Linked DNA regions of Mus musculus: all the other regions are linked to region 3. A link is a loop called in an ENCODE intact Hi-C map of the cell type or tissue named here. Cell type or tissue: heart. All regions are shown on one strand. Region 1 overlaps Pde4b (phosphodiesterase 4B, cAMP specific). Region 2 overlaps Mier1 (MEIR1 treanscription regulator). Region 3 holds the start of Slc35d1 (solute carrier family 35 (UDP-glucuronic acid/UDP-N-acetylgalactosamine dual transporter), member D1). Region 4 overlaps Oma1 (OMA1 zinc metallopeptidase). Region 5 holds the start of Oma1 (OMA1 zinc metallopeptidase).

Evidence for each region. A loop is a pair of places that touch in the nucleus more often than their neighbours do. Peaks named below come from ENCODE experiments on the same cell type or tissue, not always from the same donor. Only the 100,000 strongest peaks of a DNase experiment are listed, where the experiment ranks them.
Region 1: a loop joins it to region 3, with 2.8 times the contacts of the local background. A loop is called at or near these places in 2 of 42 quality-filtered maps.
Region 2: a loop joins it to region 3, with 2.6 times the contacts of the local background. A loop is called at or near these places in 2 of 42 quality-filtered maps.
Region 4: it touches region 3 in a loop (8-fold over the local background); 7 of 42 quality-filtered maps call a loop at or near these places.
Region 5: a loop joins it to region 3, with 8 times the contacts of the local background. A loop is called at or near these places in 14 of 42 quality-filtered maps.

The regions. Positions count from the first base shown.
Region 1 is chr4:102,491,556-102,496,555 of GRCm38, reverse strand. The region is part of intron 2 of Pde4b (phosphodiesterase 4B, cAMP specific); the gene reads right to left. Among named protein-coding and RNA genes, the nearest start is that of Gm52668, 21 kb to the left of the region's middle. In heart, a CTCF peak has its summit at 3,031; a DNase peak (open chromatin) is centred at 875.
Region 2 is chr4:103,149,523-103,154,522 of GRCm38, reverse strand. Mier1 (MEIR1 treanscription regulator) reads right to left here. Exons shown (of 13, transcript NM_001039081.2): 10 at 3,895-3,989. Among named protein-coding and RNA genes, the nearest start is that of Mier1, 33 kb to the right of the region's middle. In heart, no CTCF peak of the experiment used is centred here; no DNase peak of the experiment used is centred here.
Region 3 is chr4:103,213,183-103,218,182 of GRCm38, reverse strand. It overlaps Slc35d1 (solute carrier family 35 (UDP-glucuronic acid/UDP-N-acetylgalactosamine dual transporter), member D1), which reads left to right and starts at 3,007. Exons shown (of 12, transcript NM_001356276.1): 1 at 3,007-3,519; 2 at 4,091-4,124; 3 at 4,226-4,312; 4 at 4,951-5,000. The coding sequence starts at 3,317. It overlaps Gm46864 (a long non-coding RNA gene), which reads right to left and starts at 3,240. Exons shown (of 3, transcript XR_001784379.1): 1 at 3,186-3,240. In heart, a CTCF peak has its summit at 2,748; DNase peaks (open chromatin) are centred at 2,902 and 3,342; H3K4me3 peaks cover 2,491 bases; H3K27ac peaks cover 2,166 bases.
Region 4 is chr4:103,343,815-103,348,814 of GRCm38, reverse strand. The region is part of intron 7 of Oma1 (OMA1 zinc metallopeptidase); the gene reads right to left. Among named protein-coding and RNA genes, the nearest start is that of Oma1, 32 kb to the right of the region's middle. In heart, a CTCF peak has its summit at 2,489; no DNase peak of the experiment used is centred here.
Region 5 is chr4:103,311,559-103,316,558 of GRCm38, reverse strand. Oma1 (OMA1 zinc metallopeptidase) reads right to left here and starts at 2,713. Exons shown (of 9, transcript NM_025909.3): 1 at 2,676-2,713. 4930456L15Rik (RIKEN cDNA 4930456L15 gene) reads right to left here. Exons shown (of 4, transcript NR_045887.1): 4 at 4,727-4,974. Gm36523 (a long non-coding RNA gene) reads left to right here and starts at 2,837. Exons shown (of 6, transcript XR_867961.2): 1 at 2,837-3,087; 2 at 4,401-5,000. In heart, CTCF peaks have their summits at 2,200 and 2,890; a DNase peak (open chromatin) is centred at 2,758; H3K4me3 peaks cover 1,395 bases; H3K27ac peaks cover 896 bases.

The sequences.
Region 1 (5,000 bases), 720 kb after region 3:
TTGAACAGTGATAAGAACCAGAAAGGGAACTGGCAAGCAGTAAGCATTCTTTATGTGATTGGCTGTTGTGTGTTGGCAAGCAGTAAGCATTCTTTATGTGATTGGCCGCTGTGTGCACTGGTACATTTACTATTGGCCGTGCAGCTGTGAGGCAAGCACATCGCAGGTGCTATCAAGTCAGTAGCCGCTACCTAGCACTTAGCTGGGCCTCTTTGCTCCCCAAGATCTGTGCTTTTGACACAATACTTGTGATTTTATGATGGCATATGATGACCCAGTTGGCAAAGCAAATTATGCAGAAGCCACAATCTTGCAAATAAAAACGTAATGAAGGAGATCGAAAAATGCACACAAACACAGAAAGAAATACACACAGTGGGTACTGAGTGGGAGCATGAATGAAATACTGAATACCAAAAGAGAGATTAACTCTAGATTAGTGGAAGTAAGAAGGGCTTGGCTGAGTCAGTAGTGTCTGAGATGGGCTTTTAGAGGCAGGGGTGTACTCGGTAAGAAGGCAGAGAGGATAGATGCTACTAATGAGAGAAATGGTTACGGCAGAGAGTTTCACATGGAAAAACAGTGAATAAAATCATTGGCGGCTATAGGAAAACATTTACTGTAGGCATGTGTAGAGAATAAGGTTGAAAGCCTATGATGTTGTGATTAACTTCACAGGACCAGGTAAGCCAGGGAGGGAGTTCAGTGAAGGGTGGGGGGGGGGGGGTGGTGGTGGTGAGATAGACAAGCCAAGAATGTGTTTTTTAAAAAATAAAATAAAAAACGTCGTGGTTGCTGAGGGGCAGGACTTCAGGGAGAGCCCTGGGAGCACCGCTGAGAGGGTTACTGGCAATGAGAAAGAGGAGATGCGGCCAAGAAGGGAACAGGAAATGATGCATTGAAGAGACGCCAGGGATCTTGTTAGAATTCAGCATTTGCTTGCATAAGGAAATAGTATTTTCAAAAAAAAAAAAAAAAAAGAGCATCTGAGAAAATAGTCATGAGAAAAACAAAAAAAAAAAGTGCAGAGGACTTGGGAATTTTCATGGGACCCATGGAGCTTTAGGGTACATGCTGAGTTTAAGGTGATCAGGGTCACCCAGGTGGCACTACGGACTAGGATGGTGGTGTTAACAAGGGATTGATACTACAGAGTTAGGCTTCGCCAAGGCGGGAGGGAGAGCTATGGTGGGGGGATGACTTTGTTCATGGCAGTATCTGTAGTTAAGGAGGCCAGAGGAGAGGCTCAGGGGTTTCAGAAAGGGACTAAAAGCAGAGAGAATAAAAATGGAGTCAGAAATGATTGTTAGAAATGGCATGTGGTAACTTGCACCCCAACTGCCTGCATTTTCATATGGCAAACGTCCAGATGGGTGAAAGATCTTCCTGTCCAGATTTTCGAGATAAAGCTGACATAGTTCATAATATGCAAGGGTGAGTTGGAGCCCAGGGAAATTGATTCAGAGTTATGCAGATCTTCAGTGACCCTGGATATCTGGTGTTTAATTACGGAATGGAAGTCAAGTCATTTAGGGAGACAGACAGTGCAACACACACTGAGCTGGGTGTCAAATCATCCAATAAGACACAGGCATATCAACTCACATGGAGCTGATGTGGGGCAAGTGATCTGGAGAGGGAGTATGACTATAGAAATTCACAATTAAAGAGGGTGCACAGCACAGCACAGCACAGCACAGCACAGCGCAGCTCAGCACAGCACACTACAGCACAGCACAGCACAGCACAGCGCAGCACAGCACAGCACAGCACAGCGCAGCACAGCCCAGCGTAGCCCAGCGCAGCCCAGCGCAGCCCAGCGCAGCCCACCGCAGCCCAGCACAGCCCAGCCCAGCACAGCACAGCACAGCACAGCACAGCACAGCACAGCACAGCACAGCACAGCACAGCACAGCACAGCACAGCTCAGTACAACACAGCACAGCTCAGTACAACACAGCACAACACAGCATAACATAGCATAGCCCAGCCCAGCCCAGCCCAGCCCAGCCCAGCCCAGCCCAGCCCAGCCCAGCCCAGCGCAGCGCAGCCCAGCGCAGCCCAGCGCAGCCCAGCGCAGCCCAGCACAGCACAGCACAGCTCAGCACAGCACAGCACAGCACAGCACAGCTCAGCACAGCTCAGTACAACACAGCACAACACAGCATAACACAGCATAGCCCAGCCCAGCCCAGCCCAGCCCAGCCCAGCCCAGCGCAGCGTAGCACAGCACAGCACAGCTCAGCACAGCACAGCACAGCACAGCACAGCACAGCACAGCACACACAGCACAGCGCAGTGCAGCGCAGCGCAGCACAGCACAGGGCAGCACAGCACAGCACACACAGCACACACAGCACAGCACAGCACAGCACAGCACAGCACAGCACAGCACAGCACAGCACAGCACAGCACAGCTCAGCACAGCACAGCACACACAGCACACACAGCACAGCACAGCACAGCACAGCACAGCACAGCACAGCACAGCTCAGCACAGCACAGCACAGCACAGCACAGCACAGCACAGCACAGCTCAGCGCAGCTCAGCACAGCTCAGTACAACACAGCACAACACAGCACAGCACAGCATCAGCAAAGCTTTCCCAGGGGACTTCCTTTTGGAGTTCTGACAGCAGGATATTCAGAAACTTTGCGGGGAGGGAGGAGGTATATTGGCAGATCACCTGCACTGGCTCTGTAAGATCGTTAGAGTGACTAACCTAATGCTGTAGGTCAAATAATAGCCAATAGAGATATAAGCAGATGTAGAGCAAGTATCAAGGAAGAAACTAAGTAAAATGAAACAAACAAACAAAAAATCTAGATTACAAAACTATTTTGAAATCATAATATGTTATTTTGTAAGTTAAGAATAGACTTCAATTGCAATAGAAAAATATTTGACTATGGAAACTGATTGATTGATTGATCGATTGACTGGTTGATTTCCCAGCTCACTGGAGAAAGCAGTTTAAGCATCTCAACAGCAAAGTGGAATTTTCAGAACTGTTACACAAGCACCCTCTAGTGACAGAATTGGAACATTACACCCTTACAAACTAACTTGAGGACTCCCAAGTATGGAATGACATCTTGCAATTGGATCTTGGAATTGAGTGTGTAGGTCATATCTTAACCATGAAATGGCTTTTTAAAATGCAATAAAAAATGCTGATTCTTACCACCATACTCTGAGTTTTAACTTACTCCCCATTTCTCTGTTTCATTACAATATGTGGAATTGTCTTGCACTAATAGTTGCCTTGAGCCTGTCTTCTACAGATTAGAACTGCAGTCATTGGAAGCACACCTACTGCCTCTGGCCAGTGTTGTCTTGTTTCTAAGATAGTATTATCATCCATGAGAGTTAAACAAGCTGTGTCTTAACTTCTTCATCTGCATACGGGGTTCTGTGAGCAATGAGGTAGCCCTCAGTAGTGGATCTTTATTATGGTAATTAGGCAGTTGCCTGCCTGTCTTCTGCCTCTTTAAGATTTGTATGACTGGCCCTATTGCAGTCTGTACAACTTATGTTTCTATTGTATAGTATAGTTACAAAATGCTTTCACGGACATTGCTGTGTGTAACAGACGGAAGAGCCTAATCGTTAATGAACGATGTTAATTCCAGATGCAGCATGCTGGCCCGGTGGAAAGCTTTTCTCTGCCTCATCCCACAAGCATCCACTAAGCCCTGTCAGGCAATTTGCAAATATTTATTAATTGCCCACCAAGCCTTCACTGCTGTCAGTCCATGCTCTTGAGATTATATGCACAGGAGGCCACAGTTGCCCCTAGCTGCTTGCTTAGTTAGGTTCTCTAGTGTTGTCTTTCTTTCTGAAGGTGTTAATGCTACTAACTCTCAAGCTCCTGAGATGGTTTGCAAACCAGACACCTCTTGATGGTCTCCCTACAGGATGTTTTGAAGCACTGCTCACCTGCAGCTCGCAAAACAGCTCATAGGCCTTTCACTACAAGGGGGCTGTTGCCTCACCGGCCTCAGCCCTCCCTCCACAGTCCTTCTAGCTAGAAAGCTAGGTAGAGCAGCCTTCTCCAGCCTACCCTCCAGCCTACCTAGTCTTTTTACTTCAGCCGAATCTCCTCCAATAGGCCGTTCACCCAGCCTAGCCAGGCTTTCTAAAGTGCTGTACAAGCCTCTCTAGTGTTGTCTTTCTTTCTGAAGGTGTTAATGCTACTAACTGACTTATATATCCTTTAGGTTTATGAAGGCACAGGAAGTGTCTTATTTATTCACAAAATGTTTATATTTAAGTACATACTCACTAAAAGAAAGAGTGAACATGTTAATAGCTGGAAGGTAGGCATATCATTGATAAATCTAGGGCCTTGTTTAGTTTAAATCCCATGTCTTTGGATTGGATTCCCATCTGAATTTCTGGGGTTCAAGCCTGGCTTCTTACTCCATGTCCCATGCTTTCATCCTTATCTGCATAAACAAAACAGAACAAAAACGTGCTCCTACCACACCGAGGCTGCGGAGACTAAATGAATGGACATATGTAAAGTACTTTAGCATATGGCATACATACCGGCAATGTTTCATCAGCGTATGGTTTTACTTACAGATAATTTAGACCATAAGGGAGACCCCACATCTTAACAGTCATGGCAATCAACTGAAACAGCTGTGGCTCTAACTTGAGTCTTTGATACCCCATTGTACTCTTTGCCCCTCCATCAATAAACAGGTCTTAAATTTAAGTGGCCTACCACTTTTACTTTTTATCCTGGATTTTAGGTGCTATTTCCCTCTAGAACATACATACGCCTTTGTACGTGGTAGCTTCTGAAAGGTCCCTGGTTGAGCCTTTGCACATGGGATGATCAGATGAAAAAAATACGGCTCCCCCCCCCCTTCCGCCCCCCTGTGGTTTTGCAGGTGGGCTTTGAATCTCATTGTGGAGAGAGCAAATTTCTGCCATAGTTTTCTGGAAGAAAAACCGCCCCTGCTAATTTCCAGTAATTTGTGTTTCCACT
Region 2 (5,000 bases), 64 kb after region 3:
AGACCTTAATATAAAATCTGAACCTCTGAAACAGCCAGAGGTAAAACACAGGCTAAACCGTTGCATGCACAGGGATAGGTGAAGACTCTCCAATGAAAAAAACAAACCCAAGAAATGGCAAATGGGATTGCATGCAATTAAAAGCTTCTGCCCAGCAAATAAAACTAAGAGTAAAGAAATAACCCACAGAATAGGAGAAAACTTTCACCATCTATTTATCTGAAGTGGATTAATTATTTAGGATATATAATGAACTCTGAAATGGCCAATGAACACCAAGAACTCAGGATTCTTAGCCTTCAGAGAAATTCACACTAAAACTGCTTTCAGACCCCATCGTACCCAAACCAGAATGGCTTACCACAAAATAAACAACAAAATGACTGAGAACAAATTCTGCGTGAGTGTGGGGAGAGGACACTTATGCACTTCTTGACAGGCATGTACAACTGGTAAAACAAGAACGGAGACCAGCATGGAAATTCCACACAACACCAAAGACTGAGCTACAATGTGACCACCTACATAATCCCCAGGTATATACCCAAGGGCTCTAAGTTAGCGCATCACAGAGCTACTTGAATATTCCTGCTTGCTGCTACACTATTCATAACAGCCAAGAAATGGAACAAGCCTAGCTGCTCATGGATATAAAAATATGCACACATACAATGCAATTTTCTCTAGTTATAGAGAAGAATAAAATGAAATTACAACATTGTCAAGAAAATGGAAGTCTTATGTTAACCAAATAAGGCTAACTAAAAAGGAAAATAGTGTTTTCTTACATGTAAAAATCTAAATGCAAATTTGTGTATGTTTAACAGCTAAGAAGTCACCAGCATACAGGTCATGAAAACAAAGCAGGGCACTACTTGGAAGGATGAAGGGGCCAAGAGGAGGCCTGGGAGGTGTCGAGTGAAGAACAGAGTACAGTATGTGTATCAAAAGGCAGTAAGGAAATCCAGAAGTTAAAAAGAAAACAAACAAACATCACCAACAAGGTATTATGGAGCAGATGTGTTGTAAATCCCAGCATTTGGGAGGTAGAAGCAAGAGGATGACGAGTCCAAGGTCATTCCTAGCCATGCTCATTTTTAGCTACAGAGCCAAGTTTGAGGCTATTCTAGGGCATAGAAGACTCTTGTCTTAGAAACAGAGACAAAATAAAAAACCAGAACAGAATAAGCAACTGATCAAACAGACAAAAGCCCTCCAAAATCAAATCATCACAATCCTCACAAGCACCACCACCACCATCATCACCATCACCGTCACCGTCACCGTCCCATCATGGGGATGTGGGCAGGAGTGGGCGGGGCAGTGAACAGAACAGACAGTCCTCACAGGAACAAACAGAAAAGGCCAATTTAAAAGTTCACCTTATTAGTGCAACAACAGTCTAGACTCATTTTCCTCCCAAAACGTCTGAAACTAGGCCAGGGAAAGGAAACTAGGCTACACCAGTACTTAGGTTTTGTACATTAAGACACCACCGTGGCTCTACAGCTATTCATGCAAATGATTGGTTTCCTAAACATCTGAAACTAACGATCAACAAATAGTGCTGCTAAAAATCTTCTTCACTGTTGCACCTTGGAGAGTTATTGGAGTTACGTGTAAGAATAAACATGGTTCAAAGAGAAAAGGCGCGCAGCAGTGCTCTGGAAACAAGGTGGTCAACAGGCTTAGTCTACAAATTTCTCATCATCACAAAAACATCTTTTTGGCACTGATTTTACCTACTATTGATAACACCCTCTCTTATCTAACGTAGATTTTTATTCCCTTTCTTCCGCTCTGCTTAAACTTTTATACTTGGAATCAATTCCAATGTTGACCATTAAAGCAGTAAGGGCTGGAGGAAGGGCATTCAGTGGTTTAGTGTGTAAAGGCCCCAGTTCCTAGTACCCCCACATGGTGGCTCAGTCCAGTTTCAGAAGAGCTGATGCTCTCTCCTGACTTCCTTGGGCACCAGGAACATATCTGGCACACATACAAGTAAAACACTAATCAATATACATTAAGAAAAACACTTTCAATGTTTTGCTTCCTAATGAATGACTTCAAGCAAGTCAGTTTTTAATTTACTGAAACCAAAAGCCAGGATATCTTGGGCGTGTGCTATTACCACTATATAAAATCTTCATTACGTAAGCCCACTATAACAGAACTTAATGGTCAACATTGGAATTGATTCCAAGTATAAAAAGAACAACTTGGTATTTTCACATGGGACCCTCAAAGAATAACTGTCCTCACTCTGCTCACTAGAGCAACTAAGTCCAGCACAGAGCACGTGGGAGAGGACTCTCAAGCCCTGGAACCCTCAGAGGTTCCAAGTCAGCTACTGCGTGTTTAAAGTCCCCCAGGGGGTTGACGTTGTACTTTCAGTTGTGTTCCAGAGGGGCCCCGAGAGGCAATCCATCACAGCTTGGTAGTATGTGCATGCCAGGAATACTAGAAAAAGAAAATGCACCTTTCAACCTGGAAAAATGAATTTTAGAACAAATTCCGGAACATGCAGTCAGTCACTAGCATAAACACAACCTTTTCCCAGAGTGCTCAAAGCATTAGAGTTGGACACACTGGGTGCCACCCTTTGGAGAGTCAATACTCAAAGCTCCAAATTTCTCTTTCACCACTGATGTATGTTTTTCTTTTGTTAAAGATGTAGTTATTTTTGATTGTGTGTGTGTGTGTTTGTGCGCATGCGCACGCTTGCACACACACTTGCATGTTCGTGCAAGTGCCAGTGGAAGCCAAAGGTGTAAGATCTGCTGGACCTAAAATTACTGGTGGTTGTGAGTAACTCAACATGAGTGCTAGGTATTAAATGTGAGTCTCTACAAAAGTAGCCTTGGTTCTTAACTGGTGGGCAATTCATAAGCAGTGCCTGATGCTCCCTTCCACACTCATGATAAATACAACAAAAAGCTTTTGAAAATAATTAAATGCTCAAATCTTCAAGTTATTATGGAGTTCTTGAGGCTCTATACTGTATGACTTACTTAGAGGAGACAGCAGCCATCACGTTAAGCCTGCTGTGATTGATGCCTCTGGAAAATATCACTTTAAGAATGAGTTACGACCAATTAGGACTTAGGTAACTGCAAACAAAATATTTAAATTGGGAAGTAAAATGGCTCATCAGGTAAAGGTCCTTGCCACCAAGCCTGACCATCTGAGTCCAATCCCAAGGTCCTACCTGGGGGAAGGAGAGACTTAGAGTTGTTCTTTGACTTACACACTGTAGCACACTCATATATCACACAAATATTTCCACTGCAAATTTGATGTTAAAAGACATTTTACAATTTCAAAATTACTTTAGGGAGAAATTTGCAACTGACAGCTGCTGGAAGAGAGAAAATGTCTCCCTCAATCAGTGACAGGTTAACTGACACACAGAGCATGCTCCACACCGAGGATCAGTAGTCAGCTCAGACACACTGAGACGCACTGCGATGTGTGTGTCTGCATGTATGTGTACTTCAAAGAGGAAAGTAACATGGAGATGGTTGGACAGGATATGGGAGGAGTTACAGGAAAAGAATATAAAAACACACTGTATGAAATTCTCAAAGAATGAATAAAAACATTATTATTTTTAAAATGTAAACAAACCTTATGACAGATAACAGAAAGTCATAAATAACTGCACTGAATACACAATCTGAGAAGTTGACTATGACTTATAAATGAATTCAATTCTTAAATACTTACAGTTATCATGCCTTGAAAAGTCACCTGGCAAATACATCAGGCAGTATAAGGATTCTTATTCTAATTAGTTGTAAATAAAAAGATTATAGTATTGATCACAGAAACTTTAACACTAAGAAAGTAAACTAAATTTATTCTTGTAAAAAGAGGGCATAAATCTTTACTTACTTTATTAGCCTGAATCAGATGAAAATCTTTTCCATAGGCCTTCAGCCCTTGCTCAAAATTTCTACACTCTTCCTCTGTCCACACAGATAACTCCTCTGACAAAATGAGGGGATAAGAGCAAATTAATATACCAAAAAGAAAATGAAAGCAAAAATGTAACGTTTGACAAAGCAATGAAAGGAGTGGAGTATCTTAGCCTTAAGTGCTAACACTAGTCACTGCAAATGACGCAGGGTTACAAATTCCCGATTTAATACAAATTGGAACAATTTAGTCCTAAACTCTCCAATCTCAAATTTGGACCACTTGTTCCTTCTTCCTTGTTGAGGCAAGGTCTTGCTCTAGCTCCTGCTAGGCCTCCAACCTGTGATGCTTCTACTGTGTGCCACCTCTTAGTGGACCTCCTCAGTTCTTCTCAGCCCAACTAACATTAGCCACCTTTGCATTCCCTCATCTTGGTAAGTTCTTTCTGACTTCGGACTCTACATGGAACTATGTTCTGTCCCTTCTTCACCCTCTTTAAGGAACATAATTGTTACCAGTAAAAATACTTTGTTCTCAGTTTCCTCTCAAATACTCTCCTTAGCTAGGTTACACTACAATTGGCTCTAACAATGCCCTACAACTCTCCTCTGAAGATCAAAACCTATTTTTCAGCTTGCCTCTAGGTTTTCAGGCACCATGTTGGCTGAGACTTAAACGGTTAGGTTCTCAGAGACATAGAGCCTTCAGACTGACTTCAAGTAAACAAATAATCCACTACTGTCATGTCTATAGACACATACAAAATACTCTTAGTGCAATGGCCTAGGGGTCAGGGTTAGAGTAAAAAAGCCACCAGTTTCAACTATAGCCTTATTGCTCATGAGTTACACTTGCCTCAACCACAATACTTTGGCTTAGAGAGCTAAATCTCAGAATTTCACTTAATACTTCTTTACCTGTGCATCTGGGTATGTGCACCACGGTGAGTGCAGAGAGGCCAGCAGACACCTTGAGGGAACTAGTTCTCTCCTTCCTCCGCGGCATGGGCTCTAGCTCTCCAATCCAAGTTATTAGGCTTGAGGCACAACCACTTTTGCCCCTGGGCCATCTCACTAGCCCAG
Region 3 (5,000 bases):
ACTGGAGAGGAGGCTCAGGCTTAGGAGCACTCGCTGCGGTTTGAGAGGACCCGAGTTTGATTTCCAGAACCCACAGGTGGCTCACAACCATCTGTACCCGGTCCAGGGGATCCAGTGCCCTTCTCTGGATTCCCAAGGGATCCGGCATGCACATGGTACAGACATACATGCAGTCAAGCACACTCATACGCACACACACAGAAAATGGGTTTTTTTTGTTTTGTTTTTTGTTTTGTTTTTTTAAACAAAAGAGGCCTGGATAGGAAGAGCCAAGGAACGGAAGAAGAGTGGGGGAAACAAGTGAGTTACACTTAAAAAAAAAAATATATATATATATATATATATATGTATATATATATATGGAATCTGTTTTCTTTGATAGAAAAGCAGGATGACTGACAGCAATGTTTTCATTTGAAAATGTAATTTAACTACAGAGATCTGGGCTGGGGCGATGGCCCATCTGTTAAGAACACTTGTTGCTTTTGCAGAGAGGGCTGGAGTTTGATTTCCAGGACTCACATGAGGAGGCTCAACACTACTTAACTCCAGCTCTGTGTGTGCCCACTATAAAGTATTCACATACACAAGCACACATGAAGAACAATACATCTTAAAGAACAATAATTACAAAGATTTTTCTGGTAGTAATTCTACCCAGAAAGGTGTAAAATTTACCAACCCACAAATTGACCTTTCAAAACAGAGCAGATTCATATCTCAGATTCATATTCAGCGTAACCTTTACAATCCTATGCAGATTCATAACTCATTGAAAGTAGTCACTGTAGCCTTTGCAACCCTATAACTCCTTCACATATTTCAGCATGGAGATTATTGTGTCAAATAATGTAAAATCTCCCATACATAGTTTTGTAATTAATATTACCGAGATTAAGAAATAGGTCTGAGTACTTAAAATAACAAAAACCATCCTAATTCTAATTACTCATGCTTTAGGGGAGACATGTACCTCTGTAGGCACCAAGTGACAATCTTTGATCACCGGATTCCACAGCCTTTTACAGAGGCCCATTGTAGCCCAGTCATTATCAGGAGTGAGAGAACCCATGGTAGGTAGACCTTGGCCTGTGACGGGCCTTACTAAGTATCTGTTAATTTTTGTAAATATGGTTTTAGGCAGAGAAAAACATTGTTTCCTAGCCCCATAATTTTACATTTATTTCCATTTTGGGTAACTTGGATACATGGGAACAACCGTCAATGTGACTGAATCAGGAAGACAGGCCTTTAGCACAGAGCTCATGCTGCAGACACCAGCCTTCAGTTAGCACTTGCCCTCCTTTGTCCTTCTGTCTCTTCGGCTGTCCATAAGGCCCATGCTGTCCATGGACAGTGGTTTTCACCTCTCCAGGACCAGTGATCAAGGCACCATCTTAGAATCAGAGGGCTTAGGCCTTAACAGAGACACCCGATGGGGCGGTGCTTTTTGATTTTGCATTTCTTATTCTCCAAAACCATCCAGAATGTTTGTTCTCTATAAATGGTCCAGTCACGGGCAATATGTAATGGTAGCACGGACAGAGTAAGACATTCTCTAAAAGCAGTGCACGGGATGGGAAGGGCACAGAGGGAGAGGTCACTTTTTATAAGGCATGAAGGGGATCTCTGGAGACAGGCTCCCCAGAAAACAGGCACCGTTTTGCCCAATATAGAAGGAAAAGTAATAATTCAAGAAGAGATGAGGGAGGGGCATTGTGAAATGGAAGTGAAGAAAGAGAGATGTGAGCCTTGTTGTTGATTTAGCTACAACTCAGGAAAGGGGAAAAGCCAGGCATCTGGAGGTGCGGGCAAAGGAGGTTACCAACAGTCAAGGATGCCATGCTGGCTGCCAGGAATTCCAGTTCTGAGACACGGTACAGGGTGCATGTACCTTGAACACATTGTGTAACTGGCCTAAGCCAGTCACGGATGGGTAAATACTGTGCGATTGCTCATCTGTGTGATATACAGAATAGTCAGATTCACAGAGATTGACAGCACAACACAGGTTACTTGGTTTTGAGGAGGGGAGTAGAGAACAGGAAATGATTGCTTCGTTCCCACAAGAGTTTCCATCTGACACGGTGAATGTTTTGGGGAGGGTGCCTGGTGAGAGTTGCACATCCAAGGATTAAAACAATAAACTGATATTTTTACCACAGTTTAAAAAAAAAAAAAAAGACACTTAAGAAGATGGGAAGTTTGGGGGAATAATTCAAAACTTTCTAAAAGTAGGAATGTAACGTCCTTGCTTCAACAGGTATTCTTTGCTTGTGTGACTGCACTGTGTCAAGAAAACAGAACTGGCTTTACACAACAGAGGTCGTGAGATGAAGGTGCAGAGACCATCGAATCTGCCTAAGAGCACAGGGAATGTTTCAAACAGTCCTAAAACCGGAACAAAGCTTTAGGCTCCAAACACCTTGCACTTTTTACTATTCCAGGAGCGGCTTATTGCAACACTTTCCTCATCCTTGCCTTTTCTGGATATACCAGCTAAAACAAACAAGCAAAAAACAACAAAAAGAATTTCAGAAGCATGAGAGGTCTCACTTTGCAGAATGAAATCTTTGTTTACTGTTGAATCATGTTTGATACTTTGTGTGACCTTTGACCCCTCGGCAAGTGAGGCCAAAAAAAGAGCTTTCGGGATAACTGAGGATGCAACAGGGGCATCACTTCTCTGCCAGCCACACGTTAGAAAGGAGGGAGGTACTTCTAGGCCTGCAGCCCAGCTCCCGCAAAACCCCCATGCTCCCCGCAGGGGGACCCAGCGCGCCTTCGTGCGCAGGCGCAACTCTGTGCTCGCCAGCCCGGCTCAGTGGTCCCCCAGCAGTGTCCCGGCTGCTCCCGGAGCCCATGCCGGGTCCCCAGCCCCGCCGAGCCAGCCCCGGCCCTTCCCTGACCCCGCGAGGCACCATGCCAGGGCAAAGTCCCCGAGGGTGTGAACCCCAGTGTCCCAACCCCTGGGCGGGGACGGGCGGCGGCAGTGCGGGGAGCTGTGGGCAGCACAACCCGCGAAGCCCTGCCGCGAGCCGCCGGGTCCTTCCCGAGCCTCCGCCGCCACGCTAGGCCCGCAATCGCGGAGCCCCGGAGCTCAGGGCCCGCGCCCCGCACCGCCAGGCCCGCTCCCGCAGCCGGGGTCCCGCCACGCCAGGCCCGCGCTCCTCCGCGCCCCGCACCGCCAAGCCCGCTCGGCACCGCGCTCCGCACCGCCAGGCCCAGACCCCCGCCGCCGCGCCGCTCCGCCGCCCCGCTCGCTCGCAGGCCCGTTGCGGCAGCCACCGCCACCGCCGCCGGCGCCACCGCCGCCATGGCGGAAGTCCACAGACGTCAGCATGCTCCGGTTAAAGGAGAAGCCCCCGCGAAATCCTCCACACACAGAGATGAGGAGGAGCTGGGGATGGCGCCGGCCGAAACGCTAACGGTGTTCCTGAAGCTGCTGGCCGCCGGTTTCTACGGCGTGAGCTCCTTCCTCATCGTGGTGGTCAACAAGAGCGTGCTCACCAACTACAGGTGGCCGGGCTGGCGGGCGGCGGCTGCGGCGCGGCGGGCAGGGACGGGGGTTCGAGCCCACCCGGGGATACCCTCGGCCACGCTCCCCGCCGCACTGGCCAGGGCTGGGGGTGAAGGGGGAAGGCACAACGAGGCCGGTGCCCAGGGACTAGCGACCCGCGCGGCTGACAGCCCCGGGACCGGCGCGGCCGCACGCCCACGCGCCGTCGCCGCTGTCACTGAGACTCCGGGGCAGAAGTTTGTATGTGTGTGTCTTGTGTTTCCCCTCAAGAGTCATTTAAAAGATTTAAAACCGTTGACGAGGTCTCCGCGGCTTAACTTTCTGGAAAAATCCGTTGCAGGAAGCTGAAGGGAATTGTAAAAAAAAACAGGACAAGACCAGACAAGTGGTCGCCCTAGGCTACAAAATCTAAGATTTTTTTTTTAATTTTTTGTTTTTTATTGGAGGGGCAGGCATCGCTGTGGGTTGAATCAGAACGCATTTTAAGGCTGACAGTGTGGGAGTTGAATTCCCTGTGCTCTGAGGACGTTCTGGCCGTTTTTAACCCCCTTTTCTTTACCCCTTTTGTAGATTTCCATCCTCGCTATGTGTTGGACTTGGCCAGGTTAGTTGGAATCTCGGGCATCCCGTGGTCTGTGTTGTCAGAAGTTCTGTGTGTGTCTTTCTATGCAGAACAGTGCATCTGTGTGTGTTCTCTGTTTGCAGATGGTGGCCACGGTAGCGGTTCTCTGGGTGGGAAAGACACTCAGAGTAGTCAAGTTTCCTGACTTCGACAGAAATGTACCTCGAAAGGTAAACAAACGTGAGAAAGAAGGGATACTTTATTTTATAAAAAGGAGCCATTCTGTGGCTTAAGGGCGGAAAAAAAAATCAGCGTCTTGAATATTTAAAAATGCAGTCTAGCTCCCACCCTAGTCTCCGAGTGCATATAGCAAAGCTAGAGAAAACAGGCCACAGGGCACCCAAGACGACAACGTCTCTGGAAGATGAAGATAGAAAATCCTTCTCTTCATTAAGGAGTTTCTGGGAACAGATCTGCCCACTCTAGCCACGATCTTCTGCTTCCTTTATTCCCTATTTATTTATTTATTGGAGGTGGTGGTGTTGGGAGTGTTTTCTTTCATATTCTTTTCTATGATTCTGTGAGACTCCATGTGATGCCGAAATGTTTCTGTGTCTCAGACTCGTATAGTACCATATTTTCAAGCAACTGATGTTTCTGTCTCACATGGTTGATTATGTTCATATTTCCATCCCCTCTTCTTCCAAGGATAGTTAATGATGTTTGGAAGTTTAATGGGGGTCAGTCCTGTTTATGGGAGCTAATCTTATGTTTCAAGTGGAAAGAATTTGACTATATAAACAGAGCTGTTTCTCTTTGCTGTGAATGTCTTTATTATTGACATCCCTTGCCCTTTTCACTTTTCCAGACGTTTCCACTACCTCTACTATATTTTGGGAACCAAATCACGGGACTGTT
Region 4 (5,000 bases), 130 kb before region 3:
ATCAGTTTACAGAGCAGATGAGGAGAGTGAGGGACTGAGTCACAATCTGAACTCCAATAGCCAGGTGCCAGTTAGTGCCCTAGACCAACAATTCAGTCTCTGAGACCACCAAATACACCCTCTGAAACTTAATGTGCAGATCATCAGAATGAAAAGCAGCCAGTCTAGAACCCAGAACACATGTCTCTGTCCTTCTTTCCCAGAGTAGCCAGGTGCCTATGATAATTATAAGATGCTATGTCTAGTCATAAGAGATAGTGTTATAAATTCATAAATAACAAAGGATATAGTTAAATCCAGAGTATAATAACAATATGCATGAATATGCAGTAAAAGACATTAATTGATAATGAATCTCTTTTATTTGATTATAAACTCAACAGGGTATGATATCCATAAGGCATACAGTACTATAATAACCATCCTTAAAACCTGTACATTTCCCAACACCAACACACCAGAGAAAGACCAAGCTGAGACTACATCTATCTCACCTATGACCAAAATGGTCACTACCAAGTACAAACTGAAAGGGGCTCTGAACTCTTAGCCATCACCCCTTCAAAAGGAAAAGCCTGAGATTAGCATGGAGTCTTTTTTGAAGGCCAGTAGCATTGTGCATCTGAACCAGATGTTCTAGCATCCTCTCTGTATCCCACACAGACGTGTCAGAGGCAGGTCAATAACCTGACAGTACTACAAAGGACTGTTACAGAATGGCCAAGAGCTGGGAAAATACGCTAAGAATGGTATGATATTTAAAGGGAACAAAACATGTATAAGAACAGGCATCTTTTAGAGGTGATGCTTCCAGCAGCTTGGAAGAAAGAAGGTCCGCATCCCACAGGAATGCACCTCCTCTCGGAGCAGGGAGAAACCCACCATCAGTGAGAGATGCCCATGTCATTTAACTTCTCTTTTGTCGAGTTTCATTTGTAAAACCAAGAATGTAACAGTGCCTGTCCCTCAAGGCTGAAATGAAAAGTACAAGAATTACTACATGTAACCCACTTAGGACAGGACCCACACATAAACATTACTGAGACTAACTGTAAACAGCATGGCCAGCGTCACCTGAGCAGTCCTTCTCCGTGCATGGGCTCAGGTGTCCCCGTCCTGAAGGCATGCCTGCACTGTCCTCAGCATCTCCCGGAAGCAAGCTCCCTTCATCTGCACACACAGCCTCAGCCTGTCCCAGTGTATCTCCTGTCTACAGTCACTCTTCTTCTGTAAGTCACTTGTCCTTTACAAGTTTTTCCAGTCAATAATTTAAAACTGCTCTTCTCTGATCAAACGTGATATAAAAACTTACTTGTAGCTGAGTCATTCTCAGGATTTGTCAATAGAAATTGTTACTTATCAGTAACACCTAGTGTGTGCCAGCACAGAGGAGAAATGGGTTGTTATTTCATGGTTCGGTAACTGCAAGTCCTTGCCTACATCTTCTGTATCGTCTGCCTGCCACTGTGCCGGTTCACCGGTCAGTACCGATGGTAAAGTTCTGGATGAATTTTACACACACTTCTTTTCTGTCTCTTGTAGTCTTATTGAGTCATAAGACTCAGTGCTCAATGCAAATCCAACAACGAATAATCAAGTTAATCCTCATTTTCTGGGGAGAATAGATTCAAAACAAAACTTGGGCACAGCGTGTGTGTTGTGGAAGTTACTATATAACATGTCTCTGGAACAAGACTTTTCTTTGTTTGCTGTTGATTCATTCTTAAATGAGTAATCTAAGAACCTAGGCACTCATCCAAGTACAACAAAAAGGCGTTCGCTGTGATGAAGACTCAGCACTAACCTGGAAGACAAGGGTCAGGAGTCTTGCTACTAACGAAGTATGCTATTAGGTAAATCACATCACCACTTTGGACTCTAGTTTCCCTGCCTGTAAAAGGAGAAGTTGAGTTAAGTTAGCTCCAGTTTTCCTCCCTGGGCCCAACACTTATGGTTCTATAACCTACTGTTTTTGTTTGTTTGTTTGTTTGTTTGTTTTGTTTTTGGTTTTTTGTCACCTTCCTCATCTGTGAATGTGAGTAGAGGAACTCAATTGGATTTTTTTTCCTTTTTTAAAAATATTTTATTAGGTATTTTCCTCATTTTCATTTCCAATGTTATACCAAAAGTCCCCCATGCCCTCCCCCCCACTCCCCTACCCACCCACTCCCACTTTTTGGCCCTGGCGTTCCCCTGTACTTAGGCATATAAAGTTTGTAAGACCAAGGGGCCTCTCTTCCCAATGATAGCCGACTAGGCCATCTTCTGCTACATATGCAGCTAGAAACACGAGCTCTGGGGTACTGGTTAGTTCATATTGTTGTTCTACCTATAGGGTTGCAGATCCCTTTAGCTCCTTGGGTATTTTCTCTAGCTCTTCCATTGGGGGCCCTGTGATCCATCCAATAGCTGACTGTGAGCATACAGGAGTCTTAAACTTTTGGGTTCTTATTTCTGTGATAAAGGGGATTCTGCTATTACCCACTTTACTCACTAGATGGTGCTATGAGCACAGTTATCTCAGGTCACTAGCAGAAAACAGTAATGCTTCCAGAAGGATCCTTAGCAATTCTGGGGCTGGACAATCTCTCCCAGGGAGGGCTCTCAAACCACTCTTGTGTATTTATCATCCTTACCTCCCACCCACTAAACAAATAACACATCCACGCCTCCCCAGTCTCCGTAATAATCAAAAGCAATCACACATAATGCCCTCCAAGGAGCCTGCCCCCAATTTAGAAGCATTAAAAGAAAATTAGCTTTCTCTTTTTAGATTTCAGTACGGATACTCAGAAATGAATATAGATGGTTTGGTTGCTTGTGAAATTAAAAAATACAGTCATTTCTACAAATGACTGCCAAGTGTCAAAATTTCCTCACAATGACAAATGAATATACATATCAAAAAAATCAAACAGTCAAATATCCTTTGCCCAGCTGATTTGAACTGTTTATTCTATGCTCAGTCCACAGTAGACTTACAAGTTAATCACTAATTCTAAATTAAGCATTCTGATCATTTTCATAATGATAACTCACAGCTCTCCCAAATAAAAACGTAAGCATATAAAACTGACATCTTCACAGCAACAGCAGAGCCGAGGCACAAAGTATCTTAAGGAGACAGAGCCTGTTTGAAGAAATGCTTACATGTTACTTATGGAATTTTCTATATTCTGTTTGCTCCTTGGCCTCAGATCTGTGAGCAACAGATCTACCTCACAGAAAGGTCCCCTTAACCACACTCACAAGTTCCATGCAGAATTGTAATGACAACTTAGAGCAGTCAGGCCGACTATGTAAGGTGTGGGTGTCTGTCCCTGGGTCAGCACATTTGCTCTCTCACAGGTGGGTAACAAAGGAAGCTAAGCTACAAATCATAACTATAGACAAATCTTAGCATAATTTGGCACTCTGATGGGAACTGCAGGCCAGGGTTGGGGAGTTAGCTCAACGCTAGAGAGTTTCTTGTCTCACAGCATGAGACACCTGAATCCACACATACACACAAGCATCTGATCAGTAAACATCCAAAAGATGCAGGGTACGGGGTACCCATCGCAAACAGGAATCAAGCCCACGACACCAAAGGGAACACTGCAAGCAGGAGCATCATCATCCTCTTTTCAGACAGGACACAGAGAGGGTAAGTAACCTGCCTGCCTGTGGTCTGTGGTCGCATGTAAGAAATCAGAGTTCCAAGATCTCTGTGACACCCTGCGTCTCCATCTGTGAGCTCAGTCAAGGCTTAGTCTTTAAGACCACTAACAAAGTCTCTGCCTACCTTTTCCGTCCCATCTTTCCATGGACACTCCTGAACTGTCTATATTTCAGCCACAGAGAGATATTAATTCCAGGACAGGCCCTGTTTTCCTCACCTTTAAGCAAACTATTTTCTGTACCAAATCTTCCCTGAGACCACCCCCAGCACCACACTAGGATAATCCTTAGTTATCTCAAAGAGCTGTGTTTTAAATGAGTCTTTCTCGGTCCCTTTCCTGGGCTGTCATTCAAACGTGGATACAAGTACTATCATTCTGCTGCATTCTTTCATGGGATGAACCTGCCTGTGTGTCTTTACCACAGTGCTCCAAACTTTGTTAAAATTATTAACCAGTTATATCTGTGTCCTACTGACATTGTGACTTCCAGTTACTTGGTAGACAGCAAGGTGTACAACAAATACATATTCAGTTAATAAATGAAAACCATATGATAAAGGAGGGCAACCATGCGGAACTGGGTAAGACGGCAAAAGAAAACAAAAGCCATCAGAATTAGAAGCCTGTCAGCCCAGATGCCCTGGAGAAGTCCAGAGGCCAATGCTGGCTCACCAGACCTGCTTCATCATGTGTAGCTGGGTGGGGCGTGAAGTGAGAGGCAGTCAGAATGCAGTCAATGAAAGCTATAATAGAGTTGTAGCAGAAGTTCATTCTGGTAAAAGATGCTAACAGTGGACGTGGAAACACAATGAGACATATTTTATACATGGAATTGCCAGGACTTGGTGAAAGATCAGATGCAAATCTTAAATGAGCAAGAATGACAACCGATTGTAGGCATTTAAAACAGCAACTGAATACAAGATGGAACATTTGTCAGAAAAAAAAAAAAGTATCAGAAATAGGTAGGTAAAACTCCAAGATTCAGTATTGAATACCTCCACCTGAGAGCCTTGTTGACTAGGGAAAGCAGAAGCCTAGTGCTCTAGGAACTCAAATTGCATTGACTGAACGAGAAATGTCCAAAGCACCATCACCCAGGTAGGGAAAACTGCTGATGCAGAAAAGCAAAAATAACTACTGTGCTCACGATCAAACAGCTAACCAGCAGAGCAGAGTCCATATGTGGGTGGTCTAGCTCAGCTGCCACGCTGATATCAGGGCTCTCCACACCACCGGTGCCTAACAATAAACGCAGGGGTAACCGCATAAAGTTCAGGGGCTGGAGAGATGGCTCAGCAGCTAAGAGCACCGACTGCTCTTCCAGAGGTCCTGAGT
Region 5 (5,000 bases), 98 kb before region 3:
GGATGTTAACATCCAGAAAAACCAAAGGTCACTTTAAGTCAGCCCTGCCAATCTACCTCACTACCTCAGCCCAGCTCATCCTACTTTTGGGCCCCCGAGTTAGAGATTTTACTATATTGTAACTACCTCACTTTAGTTCACTACCAACCCCTCCTCTAAGGAACCTAAAGCAATCCCTCAGGAAGGCAAATCAAACCAGGTGGGCAGTGGTGGCACATACCATTAATCCCAGCACTCAGGAAGCACAAGCTGGCAGGGATCTCTGTGAGTTCAAGGCCACCCTGGTCTACAGATCGAGTCCCAGGACAGCCAAGCCTACAGGAAGAAACCCTTTCTTTAGAAATGAATTAAGATACATTGCTCTGATCCATAACCAAGATGATATGCTAATCTACAAACAGCAGGACGTGCTACTACCTGCAAGAGCCCTGAAGCTGAGAAGAGCGAGCCTGTACTCTAGCACTTGAGTCACAGAGCTGTTCAAGACAATTTAAAAACAAAACTTCAGTCCAACAGGGTAACAGGAGAAGCAAAGTCCAATGCCAAAAGCAACACTACATAAGACTTCCTATAGAATGTTCCCTGTGCTGTCCACTATGGCAGCCCTGGCGTGTGGCTAGGTGCATATGAGGAGCACAATTTGTACTCTGCTTCATTTTTATTAAAATGAATAAGAGGACAGCTCTGCACAGTGCGGGTTAGTGTGATAGATGCAGGCAAGCTGCAGCAAGGCCAGGCAGATGTGAACAGTCACACAAAGGAGGCCCAACTATATAACAAAATTTGTTTTTTATGTTGCCAAATGTTACAAACGTTTCTGCAAACGCTACAAATTCAGTCTTAATGTGAAATTTACCTATTTTAAAATGTTGCCAACCAAATTAATAAAAGTTGATCATCTTAACCAAACATTCCTGTATCTCATTGGTTAAGGATTGTTTTAGTCATTGATTCATTAATTCATTGATAAATCATTATAGGAATGAATGCTACAAGTCAGACGCCACTCTGTGTAGCAGATAAAAAGCAAAGACAAGACAAAAATGCCTGCCCAATCAGTAAAGCTAGTAAAGACAAACACACGAATAGATACAGATATAAGTCTTATAAAAAGCCTACGTGAAATTCAGGGGGCAGAACGGTGTTTATGAGGAATCCAGTATTTCCTCTTTCTGGGCAATTTAAGTGTTTACAGGGTATGTTACTTTGTGAATCCTAAGCCAAGCAAGCTCTTCTGTAATTTCCACTGGTTATCTGTGAGCTTTTCAATAAACTTCCTAATGTTGCTTCCAGCTTCCCAGTTCCAAAGGCACCTTCTCCAAGCCTCCTTCATCCACTGCTAAATGACAGAACATCTAGTGTATAGATATCCCCCCTCAGAAAATAAACTCTCTTCCAAATGTCATGCACCCTATTCGAACTGCTGGGATCTATCTGCTCATGAGAAAAGTGCTCATTTCAGAGCAGGTGCAAACATATTTAACGTAGTCTACCCATAGAAGGTAAAAACAAAAGCTCCAAACACTAGGTACATAATTAAAATCATTAGCATTTCTAACACTGGCAATCAAGTGCCATCCAGAATAGAAACCGTAGTTGTTAATCCGTAATCACTGATTAATCCTTCAAAAAAAAAATGTTTTTAATGGGGAAAGAAATCTGTTTATACATTTTCAAAGAGCCAGTCACTACACTACACAGCACCTAAGAAGAACTGGGACTGACGTGTGCTCTTCAAAGAACTGTGGCAGGCCAACAAACATAGCTGGCAGACTTGTAGGATTAGGAAATTAATGATGTGAGAAAATTACACAATTTGGATTGCTAGCCTCTAAGAACATTTCAAACCCTTAGTTCTTCAAGTGCCATCTCAGAATGAGCAAGTAGTGCGCACTCACTCGCACTCACTGCTGATGGCTAGGAGACAGTTTTAACAACTCTTACTGAAAACTACAATTTCTTCTCTAGTTTCTATGGAAACAGCTGTCAGATTGGCAAAAATAGGACATGCACTTTAAAATAATCATTCCAGCTAAGTACACATGATGGACAGCTTCTTAAAAAAAAAAAAAAAAAAAAAAAGTAAGTTATCAGGGTTGGCTCTTAAGCTTCCAAATGTCACACCGCACCCCTGCATCTTGGCTCGGGATGATGCCTATGAAGTTAAATCCTTTTAAGAGGGCTCCAAGACCTTGAGAGACGCTAGGAGGCGATGAACTCCTAAATTCCAAATGTGGGGTTTTCATCTGCTGGGACTAACATTTCTGGCGGAGGTTTGCCCCAGCACAGTTGCTCCCCGTCACACCGCGAGTGCTAAGTATTATAACAAGTGATCCTTGAATACAAGTTTTTGAGGAAACCAATGAGCTCCCTGGAACTGCTCCGACTGCGCTAATGCTGCGAGCTGGGGCAGGAGAGCATGTGTCGCTCTGCACAAGGACGAGCGGCGAGGCGGAGGGGAGACCCGCACAGGCCAGACCGGCAACGCCTGGAGGAAGCGCCGCTTAGGAGGAAGCCACCACCCGAGGCGGGAGGCAAACTTCCAGAAAGCTCCACCCACCGAGCCGTTCGCCTCGTCCGGCACGGCCTAGGCCCACCGCGGTCCCCGAATCCCCCGGGCCCCGCTCCCCTCTCCGCCCTCCCCGCCCCGCTCTGGAAGAACGCCGAGCCGTCACCGTGAGCGCGCACTGAAGCCACAGCCCGAGCGGAATCCAACAGCCGGCTCCGCGCAGGCGCACACCTTTCCCAAGCCCCGCCCCCTCACTTCCTGCCCTGGGGACCTCTCCGGCGCTTTTTGCTCCGCCCTTGTGAGAGCCAAGTCCGTTTCCCCAGTCCCAGTCCTGGCCGGCTGCGGCTGTACGGACTGTGGCGCCGTCTCGCCCCCGTGTGGTGGGAGGAGGATAGCCCAGATTTAAGCTACCTGCCAGGAACTCTACACCTCCTTGGTACTTGGCATGGCTGTGTTGGATCCATGCAAAACCGTGCCTGCTGTAGTTTCTACACCAGTTCTGCCAAAAGGAAAGCGATTCCAGGGGCTGCTGGAGAACTATGATGCCTTGACTTGAAGCTGCACTGATCATTCTGATCGTAGGTATAACATTAACTCCAGCATCCCGATTACTTACTAACAATCATCCCTCAGTCCTAGATAAAGGTGCATAAAAATAAGACTAAATATGAAAGACTGTTTCACCATGATCGCTCTAGGACACCAGACTTATAAGTGGTCAGCAGTATTCATGACAACAGCTCCTGGAGTGTCCTAAGACCAGATTTCATTGTGGGAATGTTTTACAAAGGAGTGTGAATACTGGCAGGCATGATTCTGTGGGAGCTGCAGCTACCCACCAGAGCCAAAAAAAAAAAAGATGCTTTGTGATTATATGAATTATTCTGGTTTTCTAATAGGCTACCTAAGACACACATTAAAGATAAAAATACTATTTATGTATTCAACTATTTATGTATTCAACAAATATTTATCTAATGTGTGACAGACACTTCATGGTGGTGATCAATATCATATGGTTACTGCAAGGAAGACATCATGAAGCAGGGATTGACAAAGGTGGACAGAGAGCATGACTACACTGAAGGTTTAGGCGTATTCAATCCATCACATCCGCTAGATGGGCTGTGGAAATATTTATAAGCAGTCATAGAGTGAACATGGTTCTACAACCCAATGGGAGCTGGGAACATAACTAGCAGAGTCACCAGTAAGGAAGAGATGAGTCAGACCTTGGGTACCATTGAGGAAAGGGGTAGATGGGTTAAGAGAAAATAGAAGTTGGGAGACAGAACCCTAGAGAACTTAAACATTTTAAAACTCAAACGAGGGCATGGTGGTTTATCTCTTCAGTTCTACCATTTAAGAGGCTGAAACCAGAAGATGACTTTGAATTCAAAACCAGGTTGGCAGATTCCATGGTCAATCCCAGGTCAGCATGGTCTACAGAGTAAGACTCTGTCTTAAAACCTAAAAAAACAAAAACAACAAAAAACAACAACAACAACACAACAAAAGTAAGAAGAGAATTAGATAGATAGAGAAAGCCAAAAGGAAGGGAAGGGGGTTGGGGTGAGTATTCAGTATGCTATAATTAATGGTAACTTACCAATACTTAACTTCATTTAAAGATAGTGATATTTTTCTGGGTATAGTGACACACCCTTCTAGTCCCAGCTCGTGGAAGACTGGGGCAGGAGAAGATCAATGATAACTGGCTGAGACATTTTATGAGCCATTTACATAGTGCCTGCCAGCCCCCTCATTTATATGTTAGACATGTAGACATGTTTTGTTTCTTACATGTAGTTCTTGGTCATGGATGAAAATGAGGTTCCAGTCTCTGACATTGGTCACTTCCTTTTTTTCAATATTTATTTCCTTACATAAGTGTTTTGTACGTGTGTAAGTCTGCACACCGGAAGAAGGCATCAACGATGAATTGCTATGTGGTTGCTTGGAATTGAACTCGGGACTTCTGGAAGAGCAGCTGTGCTCTTAACCACTGAGCCATCTATCAAGCCCTGACATTGGTCACTTTCATATGCTTATCTTTCTTAAAGGACTTCAGCTCTGTATTTTTGTTGGTGGTTTTGGTTTTTTATAATATAAGATTTCTGTTATTTGAGAATTTCATATATGCCTATAATGTATTTCTATTATATTCCAGGATGACCCCATATTCCCTTCACAATTTCGTGCCCTCTTTTTTTTTTTCAGTAACCCACTGAGTTTAATTAATGTGGCCCATACACACATGTGGGGTGGGAAACCCAATGAGTGATTGACCTACCAGAGAACACCCTCTACCACCACCTCCCCAGTGGGGAGGGGAACCCCCTCCTCCAGCAGCCGTCAATAGCTCCCATGCAGAGTCAGTGGTCTTCATCTGAGCCCCTTCCACTCCATGCTGGACCATTGACTGGCTTGGTCTTCTGCAAGTCTTACACAGGCTCCCACAGCTGCTGTAAATACAATGGTCCTGTCATAT